Linked DNA regions of Homo sapiens: region 1 is linked to region 2. The links are chromatin loops, found by intact Hi-C in ENCODE. Cell type or tissue: endothelial cell of umbilical vein. All regions are shown on one strand.

The links. A loop is a pair of places that touch in the nucleus more often than their neighbours do. Peaks named below come from ENCODE experiments on the same cell type or tissue, not always from the same donor. Only the 100,000 strongest peaks of a DNase experiment are listed, where the experiment ranks them.
Region 1: it touches region 2 in a loop (21-fold over the local background); 8 of 110 quality-filtered maps call a loop at or near these places.

Annotation. Positions count from the first base shown.
Region 1 is chr13:59,257,686-59,265,685 of GRCh38, reverse strand. It overlaps the pseudogene RPP40P2. Among named protein-coding and RNA genes, the nearest start is that of DIAPH3-AS1, 750 kb to the left of the region's middle. In endothelial cell of umbilical vein, no CTCF peak of the experiment used is centred here; no DNase peak of the experiment used is centred here.
Region 2 is chr13:57,626,106-57,634,105 of GRCh38, reverse strand. It overlaps PCDH17 (protocadherin 17), which reads right to left and starts at 2,362. Exons shown (of 4, transcript NM_001040429.3): 1 at 1-2,362. The coding sequence starts at 1,559. RefSeq lists enhancers at 1,176-1,855, 3,814-4,399. In endothelial cell of umbilical vein, CTCF peaks have their summits at 526 (motif pointing left) and 6,329 (motif pointing left); DNase peaks (open chromatin) are centred at 475, 2,215, 4,085, 6,295 and 1 weaker place; H3K4me3 peaks cover 4,032 bases; H3K27me3 peaks cover 230 bases.

The DNA of each region.
Region 1 (8,000 bases), 1.6 Mb before region 2:
TAACAGGAGTTCAATGATTATTGCTAACTAAATTAACATAATCTTGCTCTTGCAAAAGCCCTCAACTCCATTTGCTCTCCATTTCTCTCCATCTTGACCTACAATAGCTCGTGTTTAGTTGAGTCCACGTAGCTTCTCGTTGGCTATCCCTGGCTTTCCAAATACTGCTGGAGAAAGTTACGTGGATGGGCTGACTGGTTTCACTTTAAATTATTACAAACTTCGAGTGGGCCTTCCGCAAGTACTAAGAAATCATTTCCTCTGTAACTCTGCTTCTCTACCCAGCAAGATTTTAATTTCAAACTTTCTCTATTCTCACACCTCCCACCCTCTCATTCTTAGCTGAATACTTCACTTCATTTTTCATTCAGAAAATAGAAAACAGAATGAAAACTCCATCTGCCCACAACTAAATCTAGAAACCTAAATTCCTGTGCCCCCATCACCGTTACATTCCCACCCGTTACTATGGAGGCCAATCTCTCTACTGGGGCTCTGAAATCTCTCTGCTGACTGTCAAGGACACCCCCTTTTCTGATATATATATACACACACACACACACACACACACACACACACACATATATATACACATACATACATATGTATATATACATTTTCCAACATTCTTAATCTCTCCCACCTCCCTTGATTATTTCCATGAATATATAAACATATCCCATTACTTCCCTTCTCATAATGTAATCTTCCATTGATCTGACATCCCCTTTAGCTATGGCTCCATTTCTCTGTTCCTCTTCAGAACCCAGCTTTATGAAGGATCAAGTATTATTTTCTCTCTTCCTTCTTTACTTTCTATAGGCTCTTCATCCCACTCCAATTTCACTTTCACCTTCATCATTCCAGGTGGTGAGTTTGTAGTGTGGTGGTTTGAGTTCAGTTCAGGAGGACATATTAGGAAAGCCGTTGGCCTTAAATTCAAGCCACAGGCTCTAGTTTAGATCCCTTAGTAAATGATAATTTGATTTCTAATTCAGACTTCCATCTAGAAACTGGGAAAGGAAGAAAGGAAGGTCATTTATTGGCCCCATGAAACCTCAGCATCTTTGTGGATTAGCTGAGAACAGTAAAACTAGACAAGGACTAGAAATTGGGACTCAATATGAAGATTAGGTTTTGTAAATGGTCATTTGGCTTTTGTAAGTGTGGATTGTATTGATTTTGACCTTGGTGGGGTATAGCAGGTAAACATAGCTGGTGTCTCAAGAGCAAAGATAATTTTGGTTTTCAGAAGTAAAGATAATTTTATCACCTTACCAAGTTGAGGGCTTTGGTAAGAGAAGGCTTGATGAACAGGCTGGGGTGGCAGATGCTGACCTCAGTCAGGCAGGTGCAGCTTCTCCCTAAATGGCATAGCCAATGTATGGATTCGTTTATATAGAAAAATAGTCTTTCCATCCTAATTAAAATTTGCCTCAAAACAAGGGGAGCTTTAACATATGGAGTGAAAGTAATTGGAGTTGAGAAACTCAAGAAATTAACAGGGAATGTGTCAGATGGCAGACAAAAATGGAGACCAGGATCTGAGTCAAAGTAACAATTTGCAAATTTGGTTGGAATTTTCTATAGAAGAAGATCAAGGAATGTTTTGTACAATTTTGAAAGATTTCCACGAAAACAAGATTTTTTAAAAATAATTTTGGTGTTCAAAGTATGTTAGCTCTTTGAAAAATTTACTCAAGTGAATTACATGAATCAGCCCATTCTCTAATGGAACTGTTGGCTCAACTTCTAATTTATATCTTGAATACAGTCCTATCTTACCATTTCCACTGCTTCTATCAGAGTCCCAGCCATCATTATCTTTTACCTAGGCTATTGCACTAGCTTCCTGGTTTTCCTCATATTTTTGCCCCTCTAGAGTCTTCCTCTACACAGCAGCCAGAATGACCTTTTACAAATGTAAATCAAATCATACCACTCTCCTGCTTCAAATCCTACAGTGGTTCCCATAGCAATTAAGTTAAAATCCTCATTACTTATCATGACTTACAGGGACCCTACATAATCTGGTCCCAATCATCCCTCATCATCTTTCCCCTGACAGTTATGCTCCAACTACAATCCCAGGTCATTCTGTTTTTAGAGACTTTGCAAGTTTTATTCCTTCTGCCCTGGAAGACTTTTTTCTCCCCACCTCCCTTCAGACCTTAGTTCAAATATTATCTCCTGAGAGGGGCGTTTACTGACCTCATTATCTAAATCAGTGCTCGACCTCATCTTGTTCCCATCTTTTTTTATAATTATTATTTTAAAACTTTGTAATTTTGATGGTGGACAGTCATTATTTGCCCCAATAGCCTTCTGAAGCCAATAGTCCTGATTATTAAAAATTACAAAGTTGTAAAAATGTTTCTCTTTTTTAAAAATAATATTCATTTTCTCTTTATGAAACAGGGCTGTCTGCAAAGTCTTGAACTGACAATGTAATCTGAGGAACTAACTTTGTTTAATCAGAGTAGTGAGCTAGCTGTTCCATTAGGAGACAGATCCTCTCTGGAAATATGCAACCAGTGATTGTATACAAGGATTCTTTGCCACCACCGTCCTTGGCTGAGGGTAGCACTGAGTTGATATGAAATTATTAGGCCCATTGTTTTTGTATAATGCCAAGCCAAAAGAAAACCAAATTTCAATGGCTTCTTTTCCTTGGAGAGCCAAGACGTCCTTTCATATGTCTTAGAATCTGGGTTAAAGGATAAGCCTATCAAATCAATGAAAACACTAAATTTCATGATTTTCTGCCAGAATACTCAGGTGGATGTCCTTGAAGTCTAGTTTTTTCATGTCTTTATCCAGTGATAAAATTATTTTTCTGTTTCATACCTGGGCAGTAATATTATCTTCATTAATATTTGCATTGCATTTTAGTGCAACCATGTAATCGTGGCAATGTTTCTCCATGAGATGCAGGTGGTGTGACTAGTGGCAGAATTTGGATTTCTGGCAGACCAACAAGTGTCCAGGGGCCTCTTGCAGGGACCTCTTGCAGCTCCCTCTGGGAGCTATGTGTGCCCCACTCTCATCTTGCTACCTTCTAAGCCATGGCTTTTTTTCTTTCCATAATGCCTAGACAAATATCATCTTATTTGTTTATGTGTTTGCTTGTTGTCTGCTGTGTCTCAGTAGAATGGACGCTGGATGAGGACAGAGACTTTGTCTGGTTTGTGGTTGTAGCCCTAATATCTAAAACCATGCCTGACACTTGATGAATATTTGTTGCATCTTTTATTAGGCTATTTGCGTCTCAACATCAGACTCACCTTTCTATATTTTGCTTTGTGCAGTTGGGGCTGGGACCCTGCAAGTCACTTTTCTCCCTTAGAGTTGAACTCCTGTTTGGTTCTACCACTTGGGGGCAATAGAGGTAAACTGCAAGGCTAAGGAAGGAAAAGACTTCGTCCTTGTTTCTCTATTTCCCCTATCAGAACCACTGTAACAACACCTCTTTACCCTGGCAGGGACAGTTGATTCAGCAGCAATTGGTTCCAGTTTGCAGATTTTTACAGTGCTGGAACCAGCCTTATCATTTACTCTCAGATACGCTAACATCAGCCTCTAGCACCCTCTCCAAAGACTGTGTCCAAGCTCCACGGGAGCCTTCCTCTGAGCCTGTAAGCTAGCCCTGTCCAATGAAATAACAGGCAAGTCACATATGAAATTTTAAACTTTCTAGTAATGACATTATAGATATTTCAATGCTATTACAAGAAAGTCATGATTTGTTTTAAGTAAAAAAGAAATAGGTGAAATAAATACATGTTTAACCCAATGTATCAAAAAATATCATTTCAACATATAAGCAATCTAAAAATTATTGAGATATTTTACCTCCTTTTTCATACTAAATCTTTGCAATCTCATTTGTATTTTAGTCTTTCAGCACATCACAATTTGGGCTAAACACATTTCAAGTGTTCCATGCCACTGGTGGCTAGTGGCTACCATATTGACAATGTAGCTCTAAGTTTAATATTCCCAGCATGTCCCCTTGTTCTCCAGCCCTTGGGGAGGTAGTTGCTTTCTACATTTAGCACCTCTAGGAGACCTCCAGGTTTTCAGTTTTGTAAATCCTAGTTAAGATTTCTTTGCATTAATTAAATTCTCTTTATTAAAATAACTGGTATGGTTTTGATTCCTTAGCTGGATCCTATCTGATACTTTTGTTCAGCAAATGAATGATGATGCTAAAAAATGAGATTTTTAAATCTTAAAATGCTGCATAGACAATATGGCATAATTGCACATTCGGAACAGGGTAAAAGGACTGTGTACTCCTAGAGAAATAGAGCATGGCAGATTGGCTTTGTAATCTGAGATCTGCCCACACATGAGCTGGGGAAATTCTGTCTTTCTTTCGGACTGTGAATTAAATCCCAGTTTGGTCACTTTCCGACCCCCTGTTTCACCTCGCACCACAAAGAGACATGTGACCACAAAATCCAATGGATTTTGTCCAAGACTTTTACAAAACCACAGGATGGGTTTTGGAATTACCTATGTATAATACCAAAGTAAGGTATAATATCTTTGCCCCTAACAATTTATGTAAATTTTAACATGTTTACCTTTTGTAGGCTATATTGTCAGCTACATCTAGGTAAAGTTTAAGTGATGAGATTAAAAAACAAATTGATCAACAAAAAGATAACCATTTACTTGATAATAAAAGCCTGCAAACCAATATAATTATGTTCAACTTTTCAACTAAGTTCTGTTAAATTGCTTTTCTGTATACAAATACAGTTTTGGTGGTCGGTATATTTTACGTTAGAATATCTGAATATGAATAAAATATTTCTTTTTGCCACATGCCAAGAGGCTAGACCACAGCCATTTTATTTGGTCAAGTTATTTTTGTATCAGGAAGGTGACAGGCTGGGCTAACTCTGATTTCATGAAGTCAGGGAAGCAATCCTTGCTATTTTAATGAATGGGGGCTAATGGACTCTTAGAGATCCTGTTCAAGTTCTTAAGAGTTTCATTCTTTATTGTTTCATCATGCCCCTTACTGCCTTTTAACCGTTTTCTTTCTCTTGTTCCCTGGTATTTTTTGCTGCTTTTTTTTTTTTCTCCACTTAGAACCCTGATTCTTTTCCTGTTTAATGGATATGCTTCCCTTTAGGACCCACAGGAGCATTCCCTGATGGAGCCAACATAGCTGGAGAAAAAGCCTGTTTTTTTTTTCTTAAAAAAAAAAACAAAACACATTTCCTACCCCCTACTTTGTGTCTGATCTTTCATCTTTACCTTAGACCTGCTTCAACTTATATTTTTCATTATAACTTTGTGTAACTTTCCATTCCTTTTGCCATTCTCTAGTCTTTTCCCCTCCCACTAATATAAATTCTCAGCACTTAAATCAAGACTTTTCTCTTCAAGGCAGTATGTGAACTTTAGTTAATCCTCAGCTCACGCTCCTTTATTACCACTGCTATATAAGGCAGGAAGGAGATTGAGACTTCCCCAACTCCCAGAGGGGTCAATTTGGTGTCTGAACTAGAAGTCAGATAGGCCTTATGCTTAGTTCTTTATTAAGACTGGGAGATAAAGGCTCCGTCTCTCTCACATAACAGTCCCCTGGATTTATACAGTGCCCTTTTCCTGAGGATCCAAAAGCATCTGAACACATTTTGCCCATAGTCTCTCAGGTCCGAGGAAATAAATGCTCGCCAGTATACCTGTTTGCTAAACATAATCAGAATGGGTCAAATAGGATTCAGTCAATGGCACTGAAGCAAATGTAATAGTCTCCCTCTTCCTTTCTTTGTAATTTGGATTTTCCAGGGAATGCGTGTATAGAAGAGAACTCTGCCTTTGCATTTACTGCAGGCAGATGCTTGCCTCCTTGGCATAGCTGCATGGTATGCAAATCAGTAGCTCTGGGAGATACAAATCTCACAGGCTGAATGGATTTTCTGTGGGCCAAAGGGCATTTACAAATTAATTGCAAAGCTGCCCTAGGACACTGTTGTGAAGTAGGTTGGTAACTTGCTCAAAGTCACTTTGTTGATGAATGCTGGACCGAGAAAAGAGTACCCTACTCCAGGAGCCGCCCTTCCTATCACTCCGCACTGGCCTCTGAGTTCTCCCTACCAGTGAGACGTACAAACTGAGGTGCTACCACAATGTTTCCAGTTGGAACTGGCTGCAGTAATTTGCATCGAAAGGGATGTAGTCACTTACCCTCTGCCTAACTGCTACTGAGTGGGCTTGCCTGTTCTGATTCCACAGAAGTTTGAATCTCCTCTGGTGTGAGGATACGCAGGAGACTGCCTGTACTCAACAGGCTTCAGTTAAAGCAGTTAAAGCTCTGCCTCTTTTATGAGGTTACACACCCAAGGCCCCGAGCACATTGTGTAGAACTGGTGAGTGCAGAGTGAATGATGAGAAATTTCCCCATTCTCTACTACACCCAAGGCATCTGTATTAGCTTCCTGTGGCTGCTCCAACAAGTTACTACAAACTTGAAAAAGTTATTCTATGGTAGTTCTGGAGGCCAGAAGCCCAAAATCAGTATCACTGGGCCAAAATCAAGGTGTGGGCAAGGACACCTCTCTCTATGCAGGTTCTAGGGAAGACTCCTTTGCCTCTTTGAGCTTCTGGTAACCCTAAGGCTTCCGTGGCTTGTGGCCACATCAGTGCAATCCCTGCTTTCATGGTCATATCGCTTCTCCTCTTTGTCCATATCAAATGTCCCTCTGTGTCTCTCCTACAAGCACACTTGTGATTGCATTTAGGGCCCATTCATATAATCCAGGATCATTTTCCCATGTCAAGACCATTAACTTAATCACATCTGCAAAGACTCTTTTTCCACATTAGGTGACATTTACAGGTTCCAGGATTGAGAACCTGATATCTTTGGCAGCTGTTGTTCTTCTAAGGTAGGGTGCTAGATCAAGGTAGGTATGTGTCTAATTTCTAACCTCTCTAAAACTACTTAAACAATTTGTCATTTTAAAAATGTAAGGCAATTTTTTCAAAAGGTGTAGGGCCAGTAAATACTACTCAGTGTAATTTAATGTACTCACCATGTTGGTTGTGCAGTTCTTTTGTAATGAATGGAGAATTTTCTGGTTTGGCCATATATTTGCCAGGCTATATCCAAGACTTGTAATGTTAGGGTATTGTTTCTCCCAGACTCAAACCTATCAACATACATTTACTGGATTTGTACTTTTGGCCATCCAGGGAAGGAGCAGCAAAAGAATAAAGTTCTCTTGAGTATTGTGTGAGTTGGCTTGTTATGTGGGGTTTGGGGAAGATTTTTCTTTATGAACAACTCCCTTGCCGCTTCTCCCTTCGTGTTATATAACTGATATTTTTAGCACCCTATGGCATTTATATTTTCTCAGAAGTCTGTGTTACTTTTATTTCCTTAAAAGAGACTATCAGGTTGGTATGTTTGGATTTTCGCTGTTATTCATCTCTGTTTGCTCAAGGCACAAACTACTTTTTTCCTATTTTTTTTTTTCTTGGCTCATGGTTGATGTAGTAAAAGGCAAAGACTGGATGATACTTGGAACATTTTGAAATGTGCTTACATTTATCTTTGCTTGAGAAGTCTCTTAATAGGGAACTATACTTACCATATCAATTTCATGCAAATATGAAAAGGATTTCAGTCTATCCTCAGATTTTTGGAGGAAGAAGAACCCTAACGGCTTATAATTAGATTTGAGGTTTGCTTAAATTCCAGGTTCAAAGAAAGACCCATAGGATGTGAACTCATGTAAAATAATAGTTATAGAAACATCTTTTGATTTGAGCAGAAACACCACACTAAATTCAGAAACACATCAGATTCACTGAGGCATTTAGGGTTGTTTATTATGCTATTAGTAATTTATATGGGGAATACTAATCACAAACTTGTCATTATTCTTCTTATCTTTTTAGGTATTTTTCATTTTTGTTCCCTAGGTATAATGTTGAATGTTCCATTTTTTTTTTTCTAGAGCAATGAAAATATAGCT
Region 2 (8,000 bases):
GACACGTCGCCGATGTGCGAGGGCAGGATAGAGTAGGATACGGTGCCGTTCTGGCCCAGGTCGGGATCCTGGGCGAGCACAGAGCCCAGGTACTCTCCCGGGATGTTGTTCTCGTGCACCTGAAGCACGTAGAGCCCTTTGGTGAACCGAGGCGGGTTGTCGTTCTCGTCTAGAATCTTGATCGCGAACGACTTGGTGGAGTTGAGGGGAGGAGAGCCCCCGTCCCGCGCCACGATGGTCACGTTGTACTCGTCTTGTGTCTCGCGGTCCAGCGGGCGGTCAGTCACCACCGTGTAGAAGTTGTCGTAGTTCTCCTCAAGCTTGAAGGGGACGGAACCCCCGGGCCCGCCCAGGCCCCCGCCGCCGCCCGTCCCTCCTCCGCCTAGGACCCGACACTGCAGCTGTCCGTTCTTGCCAGAGTCCCGGTCAGTGACCCGCACCAGGGCGATGACGGTGCCGGGAGGGGCGGCCTCGCTCAGCGCCCCCTGGCGCACGGAGACGAAACCGATGGACGGCGCATTGTCGTTGCGGTCGATGAGCTTGACCGTGACTTTGCAGTGGGCTGGGATAGGGTTAGGCCCCAGGTCTCGGGCCTGCACGTCAATCTCCAGCATCCCGTTTTCCTCATAGTCCAGATTGCCCTTCACACGGATTAGGCCGGTCTTGGGGTCGATGGAGAAGAGCTCCCGCACGCGGTCAGGCACGTAGCTGCTGAAAGAGTAGAGCACTTCACCATTGGGACCTTCATCGGCGTCGGTGGCGTTCAGATCGATGACCACTGTACCCAGCGGAGCGTTCTCGGGCAGTTCCACCAAGTAGGATGGCGCCTCGAAGACCGGGCTGTTGTCGTTGGAGTCAATCACCTTCACGTTGATCTGTACGGTGGCGGAACGTGGAGGCTCGCCACCGTCCAGGGCAGTCAGCACGAGCGTATGGTGATTCTGTTGCTCGCGGTCCAGAGCCTTCTGGATGACCAGTTCTGGGAACTTGGTGCCGTCGCCGCGGGACTTAACGTCCAGTCCAAAGAGGCCGTGATCGTCGCGCGTGAGCAGGTAGGTGCGGAGCCCATTCTCGCCGGCGTCGGGGTCATGTGCGCTGGTGAGGGGGAAGCGGGTGCCCGGAGCAGCGTTCTCCGAGATGTCCATTTCGATCTGGTCCGAGGAGAAGGAGGGCGCGTTGTCGTTGATGTCCTGGATCTCTACCTTGATCATGCAGATCTCCTTGTCGTTGGCGAACACCTCGAGGGACAGCTGGCACTTGGCATTGTGGCGGCACAGGGACTCGCGGTCGATGCGCTGCTTGGTGTAGAGGAGCCCGCTGTCTGCGTCCACGTCCAGCAGGTGCGGTGCGGAGTTCTCCAGCACCCGGTAGCTACCCGACTTGCTGCGCCCTCCGCCGCCGCGCTCTGCAGGCGGAAGCCCAGGCTGCAGTCGAGCATCCCTGCCGATGTTCCCGATCACCGTGCCGGCCCCTTGCTCCTCCGGCACGGAGTAGTTGAGGTTCTTGAGAGTGAGGGCAGGGGCCCATAGAAGAAAGCAGCAACAGATGGAAAGGTACATCCCAGACCTGTAAGGTGGGGGCAGGAGCAATCGGACTGGAGGAGCCAGAGAGGGAGTGCGCGCCAGCCTGGGGCCCTGGCGCAGCGTGCGCGCGCGACGCGAGCCACAAGTCTATGGGTCCTTTTTTCCCTCTGCACCCGAGCTGCGGCACCCGGTGGTCTCTCCTTATTCTGCTCAAGTTCCCTGAACCTGTTGATCTACAGCATCCGCACTGGGTGAGAAGCTGCGGTGCAGCAGAGCTGCAGGGGCTTGGAGCAAGGCGGTGGCTTCCTGCGGCTGGGGGTGAGCCAGGGGTTTCGTCTCTCCCGCCCGGACTTCGGGAGGCTCAAACTTGAGCGATGAGGCAGGCGATAAGAAGGAAATCTCGTCTGGGAGAGATGATAATGAGCTAAAGAATCAGTAGGTTTTCCTCGCTCCCGCTAGGGTGCTGCAAATCTACTCCCGCCCGGAGACTCCGGAATACTCTTCACATCGAGTGGGGGAGGGAGCAGGGAGGTGTGTCTCTAGGCAGATCCGAAAGTGAAATTCTTACTTGCTGCTCGCCTCCCGTGATGAAATTGATGGGGATGAAGAGCAACGAAGACAGAGTCACAGATATATTTTGAAGCTTCCCCAGCGCACCGTGAAATGTCTGCTTGCTGCGCGGGCCGGTCTGTTTTCAGGCAGTGTTTTGCTGCATTTAGAGATCTAATCTTGCATTGCTGGCTGAGGCAGCGGCGGCGGCGGACTGCATCTACCAGCCAAGCGTATTTTTTTTTTCCTCTCTCTCCTTTCCGAGCAGCCAAAGGGAGGGGAGGAAATGCAGCGTAAAGAACTAGTGTCCCGATTTGTAGTTTCCTCTCCCCACCAGGCTCCTCCCTCTCTTCCTCGGAAAAGGCTCTCCCCCGAAATCAAGAAAGCCACAGCCTGATCAGCATTTGCTGTGTGAGTCTATTGGGAGGGGGGAAGTAGAGAGATAAATCTTCGCCTCTGTTCGTAGAACACACTCTCTGATTTCTCTACGCCAAGCCAGTAGCCTCCGCTACCATCCCATCCTCTCCCCGCGAGCAAGGACTTCTCTCCAAGCAGTTTAATTCCAGTTTGCTTTTCTTCCCAGGCGAAGGGAAATCAACAGGCAACTCATGGTTGGACGTGCACATTTAAAGGAGGAGGGGGGAGGCCGAATAAAAAGGAAGGGGGAGCCTCCCTCCCAGTCCTTGCACACACACTCTCCCTGTCTCTCGCTAGAAGGGAAACAGTCTCTGCATTCACAGGGCTGGGCTGTCAAGTGCCTCTTTTCTTTCTATTCAGCATCTCCTTCCAATAGCCCTGCCTCCCAGTCCTCTTCATCTAGAAAAGAAAACCTTGGCGAGGAATAAAAGTGATGAATATTTGAAGCAAATAAAGTACGTGTTTTTTTTTTTCCTTCAATTTTCTCTTATAGTAGGAGGAGTGGGCTGGATGAAAGCAACACATCAAGGTTTGGCGTGATGCATTCTGCAGTCTCTCTTTCAGTTTTTCTGGGCGACTCAGGGAGGGCAGGGGGTGCAGAGCTGCGGCCGCGGCGGTCCAGCCAGGGGCTCCTACCCCGGGGAGCTCCCTCCGAGGGGATGTTAGACACAGGTCTGTCTACACATTATTTCGGGTTCTGGAGGCGCCTCGACATACGGGAATGACACATCCAGAAATGCAGGTGTTCCGATCTGCCGGATGAGTCAGAAGCAGCGGAACGAATCGTATTCACTCTCGCCTCATGGTCCTCCCTTCACAGACATTAGTTGCGGCTTCTTCCTAACGCTTTCTCTGACTCAGTCTATAGAAAGAAAAACCAGATTCATGTTTTTGGGGAAAAAGAAAATGCAAGAGAAAAGGATGGAGGGAAGAAGGTGAAGCTGAATCTAGCAGCACTTTTACTCTACCTCTTTCTGCCGGAGTCCGAGGTTCTGGAAAACAAGGCGTCTGCTTTGCTAGGTGTATTGGTTTATTTATTTTGTTTATTTTTTTTAAACCTTTCCTCTTGGTTAGGCGAGAGGTACCCCGAAATTTTTCAGAGTCTTGGAAAAGGAAAAACAAAATCAGGTTTCCAGTAATTGTTCCCAGCTTAGCCTCGCATCATAGTTCAAGATTTTCCTCTCAATTTTTTCTATTCACAAAGTCCAACATCGATGTGTACAGTTAATTGTGCAGTCTGTTGTGGAGGTTTTTTTTTTTTTTAATTCCTCCTTTTCTGTCACGGGTGGTCTCTTTCAGTCTGGTGTCTGCCGGGATCACCCCACAGTCTGAGAAAGATATGCGGATTTCAAAGCAAATAAATCCATCTCCGCAAGCAAAGCAGCGGATGAAAGGAAAGGTGAAAATTCAATTCAACAGTTGGAGTAGCGTCTCCCCAGCCGCCTTCCGCCGCTGCCGCATCCGCCGGGCTCGCGATCCCTGCTCTCTCCCCAGCGTCTCTTGCTGACTGACTCTATTCACCTCACGCCGCCGCTTAAACATTGATACTGATTCCCTGTCAGCCAATCCGAGCGAGGAGCAAGGCCCTGCCTTCTCGGCCCGCGTCCAATGGGAGGCGGAGAAGAGGATGGCGGGGGCGGGGCCAGGAGCCCCGGCTCTTCGGAGTCATTGATTAGATCAGTTAGATGGGGAACCAGTCCGGCTAGCGGAGCCCAGCGCTCCGCCAAAGCGGACGCGCCCCAGGATTCGCCACCAGGTCTCCCGGGCCTTTAACCACCGGGAGTAGCTCTTCCAGCGCCTTCCTTCGGAAAAGAGAATTTACAAAAAAAAGTTTAACAGCGATTTAATTTTTTTGTGGTCCTACATACACGGAATCGGGAATCGCAGTATGCTTGCAGAATAACGTAGCTGCGGTCTGCCTAAAGGGTTTCTCTACACACACTCTCACACACGCACGCACACACGCCCTCGCCGCACACACGCCCATGCCAAGGGAAGCGCAGCCCTGACTCCGCGTGGACCCATCTGAATGAGGTGCGGAGGAGTGTACGTGGGTGTGTGTGAATGCGCTTCCACGGGCTGAGATGTGTATTTCGGTGAGTGTGTGTGAATTCGAGGGCGCTCGTGAGCCCGTTTCTGCCCGCGCTGGTACGAACATGCCGCGAGCAACAGCAATCAATATGTAACTTTCTTCATCCTCTGAGAAAAATCAGCTGTCCTCAGGCACCTATGCAAGGAAAGTCACTTAATTATGAAAGTGTTTCAGAAGAAAAGCAGACTCCCGTTGAAAGAGAGGCTATGTCTCTTAAGAGAAATAGAGCCTCTCCTTTAAGGAGAAAGGCTCACTGTCAATACAAGCTTTGTAAACTCAAATCCGGCTAAATACTACTTAAGGTTCTACCCCTTTTGGTCATCCTTCCTCACCATCTCAGCCCAGGTTCAAGGTAAAGTGGATACCCACCCCCCAACCCCCGACACACACACACACACACACACACACACACACACTAGTTTCGGTGTTTTGTTCACCTCCATTCTTGTTATTAAAGTGTCACATTGCAATTTGATTTTTTCTCCTTAAGATCAAATAGCCATTGATAACCGCATTTGCTAAAGATCCATGAAAACAAAAGTATAAAACACGAAGGCCAATCATTAGGAGATCTAAGATTTCTGTTTTGTAAGCCATAACACACACACACATATATACACACACACACACACCACCACCACACACCACATACACAAGCACACATACACAGGCCGACTTCTGATTCATCTATTTATTCTCCAACTTCATTTACTAATCTCAGAGAGGTTTTTTTCCCTAAATATTATCACAAACATCTGCAACTGGAGACTGGTTTGCTCGTGATCCAGCCGTTCTGAGAAAGAGTTAAGAACAAAAAAGAAAATTGAAGTATTGAAATAGAAAAGGTGAGTGTTTGATTGCTAGAGTATTGATCGCAATTCATAAATACTGAAGTTGCCATTTATAAATTGTGAATGACTAACATACAAGTGTGTAACATGAATCATTCAGCCTTCAAAGAAAATCAAATCCAAACAAATTACAAGATAGTTCTGAAGATTTTTATTGGGATAATTGCTTAAAGATTCAGGTATAGGAGCTGTTTCCTGGAGTATTCAATGAGATAACCTATAGTCTGAATTTGCAGTCTGATCTGTATCAAAAATTCGCCATTCCCTTAAGAGACTCTGACAGTTTAAAAACTCAAAGAGAAGCTGTTTACAGCCAGACTTTTAAATCCTAAAGTGTCTTTGTATTTTCTAAACAGGTAGTTTGTCACGCATATACTATTGCTGAACGGGAGAGTCAGAGCTTTGTAGAAATCTAGATTGTTTTCCTGAGTGAGTACTTAACCATGCTGCCTTGGGAAATGCCAGTTTTATGTCTCTTTGGGGTTAATACCTCTGTCCCAAGGCACGTATTTTGGAAGCTGAAGATCAGAGGTTTTAAGGCTTTAAAAGCAGCAGCTAACTTGAATAAAGAATAGTGACTGCACATTCACTTATTATTACTTTTTAAATACAGCAAATCTATGTCTTTTTTGCATTACATACTAATTCAAAGAAAGTAATAAAATATCCTTGAGGTTTGTTTGCCATAAAGCAAAAACAAGAGAATGGGAAAAATTCCAAGGAAAGGGTATTATGATTTATCAATTAGACTTAATGAGATGTGCTGGCATGCAACTGAGAGTTGTTAGAAATACAGCTTCTAAGAGACCCAGTGATATGAGAATACATCCTCATAGAGATAAATTTGCTTACGACCCCTCCAGAGTAATTATGTCACATCGCCCCCTAGTGTATATAAAAAGAACTACCATGCTTTAGGTGAAGACCACAGCGTGTCTGACTGAAATGTATCACATATTTGTATTTTATTTAACCTATAGTATTAAATTTTATTGCTGAATACTGACATATACCCAAGGTACTTAATTTTCTTCCTTATGTCCCATACCTAGTTTATGTTCAAAGGGAGTGAAATTAACTGATATTTCATTTCCAATGGTTTGGCTTTCCTTTAACCACAATAATCACTCCTAATTTTTAACCATCTCTTAAGACTTGTATTTTTTCCCCAAACAGTTTTTTTGTTTACAACATAGTTATTGAGGAATGTATTTTTCACTGTGTTTAAAGTATTAAACTTAATTTTAAAAAGAGAGATAGTATAAATATAGCTAAATCGTTCAGAAATATGTTTTAATACCATAGAAGGCTACATAGAACCCGAAACTGAGGAATCTAGAAGAATATATGTTTGTATAAATAGCTAAAGATACTTGCAGTCTCACGTCTCAAGAAGAGACTGATTGATAGTTGTTATTTATAATTACAAATGATAGTCTTAACCTTAAACAGAAATTATATCTTTTAATACACACACATTAAACATCTAAAGATTTGTAAGTTATTCAAACCATGTATGTGTGGATACTCATTGAGAAAAGTATTTGGAAAGACATATAATTATAACGTGTCTAATAAAATATGCTAGTCTAGGTGAGTTTTAAAGGTAAATTGATTGTTATGTTGGAATAGCTTCAAAAAGACAACTATTAAAATCTATTTTTATAGACTGATAAAAATGATTAGTACTGCTATAGTATTCCAATAATTGAATAGCACTATTATTAAAGAATAATGTTGAAATGCAATTTATGGAATTTTATGTAACGTAACTTATTTAATTTTGCCTCAGAAAGACTCCTTAAAATACATATTTATTAGTTGTAGTTGTAGTTCTGAGAGTTTATGCATGCAGTCATAATAGCATCAGTTTTAACATTCTTCAGCCACTTGTCCTACTTGCTGTGTTCTTGAGTTCAATAAAATACAGTTCTTAAGAGACATTTTTGATGCTGATGTTTTCAATGCAGTCGTTGTTTATATGAATAAAAAGTCATTCTCTCCACAATTATTCTCTCCTTCTGTATCATTTTTACCATCAATTCACTGCCTGGTTTCATACATTTTTATTCATTAACAGAAAATTTTCAAAAGTAAATTTAATAGCTAAACTGTTTTAGATATAATATGTATCAAAGATTTCCATGTCACATTTAAATTATCAAATTAATGATAGAAGTTCCTTCATAGCTAGTTCTCCTAGCTGCTCTTCTCTTTTAGAGATATGTATGGTTCACCTCTAATACACAGCCATCAACCATTTTATAACTTTTCTTTTTTTTTTTTTTTTGAGATGGAGTCTTACTCTGTCACCCAGGCTGGAGCGCAGTGGTGCGATATCAGCTCACTGCAACCTCTGCCTCCCGAGTTCAAGTGATTCTTCTGTCTCAGCCTCCCGAGTAGGCTGGGATTACAGGCATGTACCACCATGCCCGGCTAATTTTGTATTTTTAGTGGAGATGGGGTTTCTCCATGTTGGTCAGGCTGGTCTCGAACTCCCAACCTCAGGTGATCCGCCTGTCTCGGCCTCCCAAAGTGCTGGGATTATAGGCGTGAGCCACCGCGCCT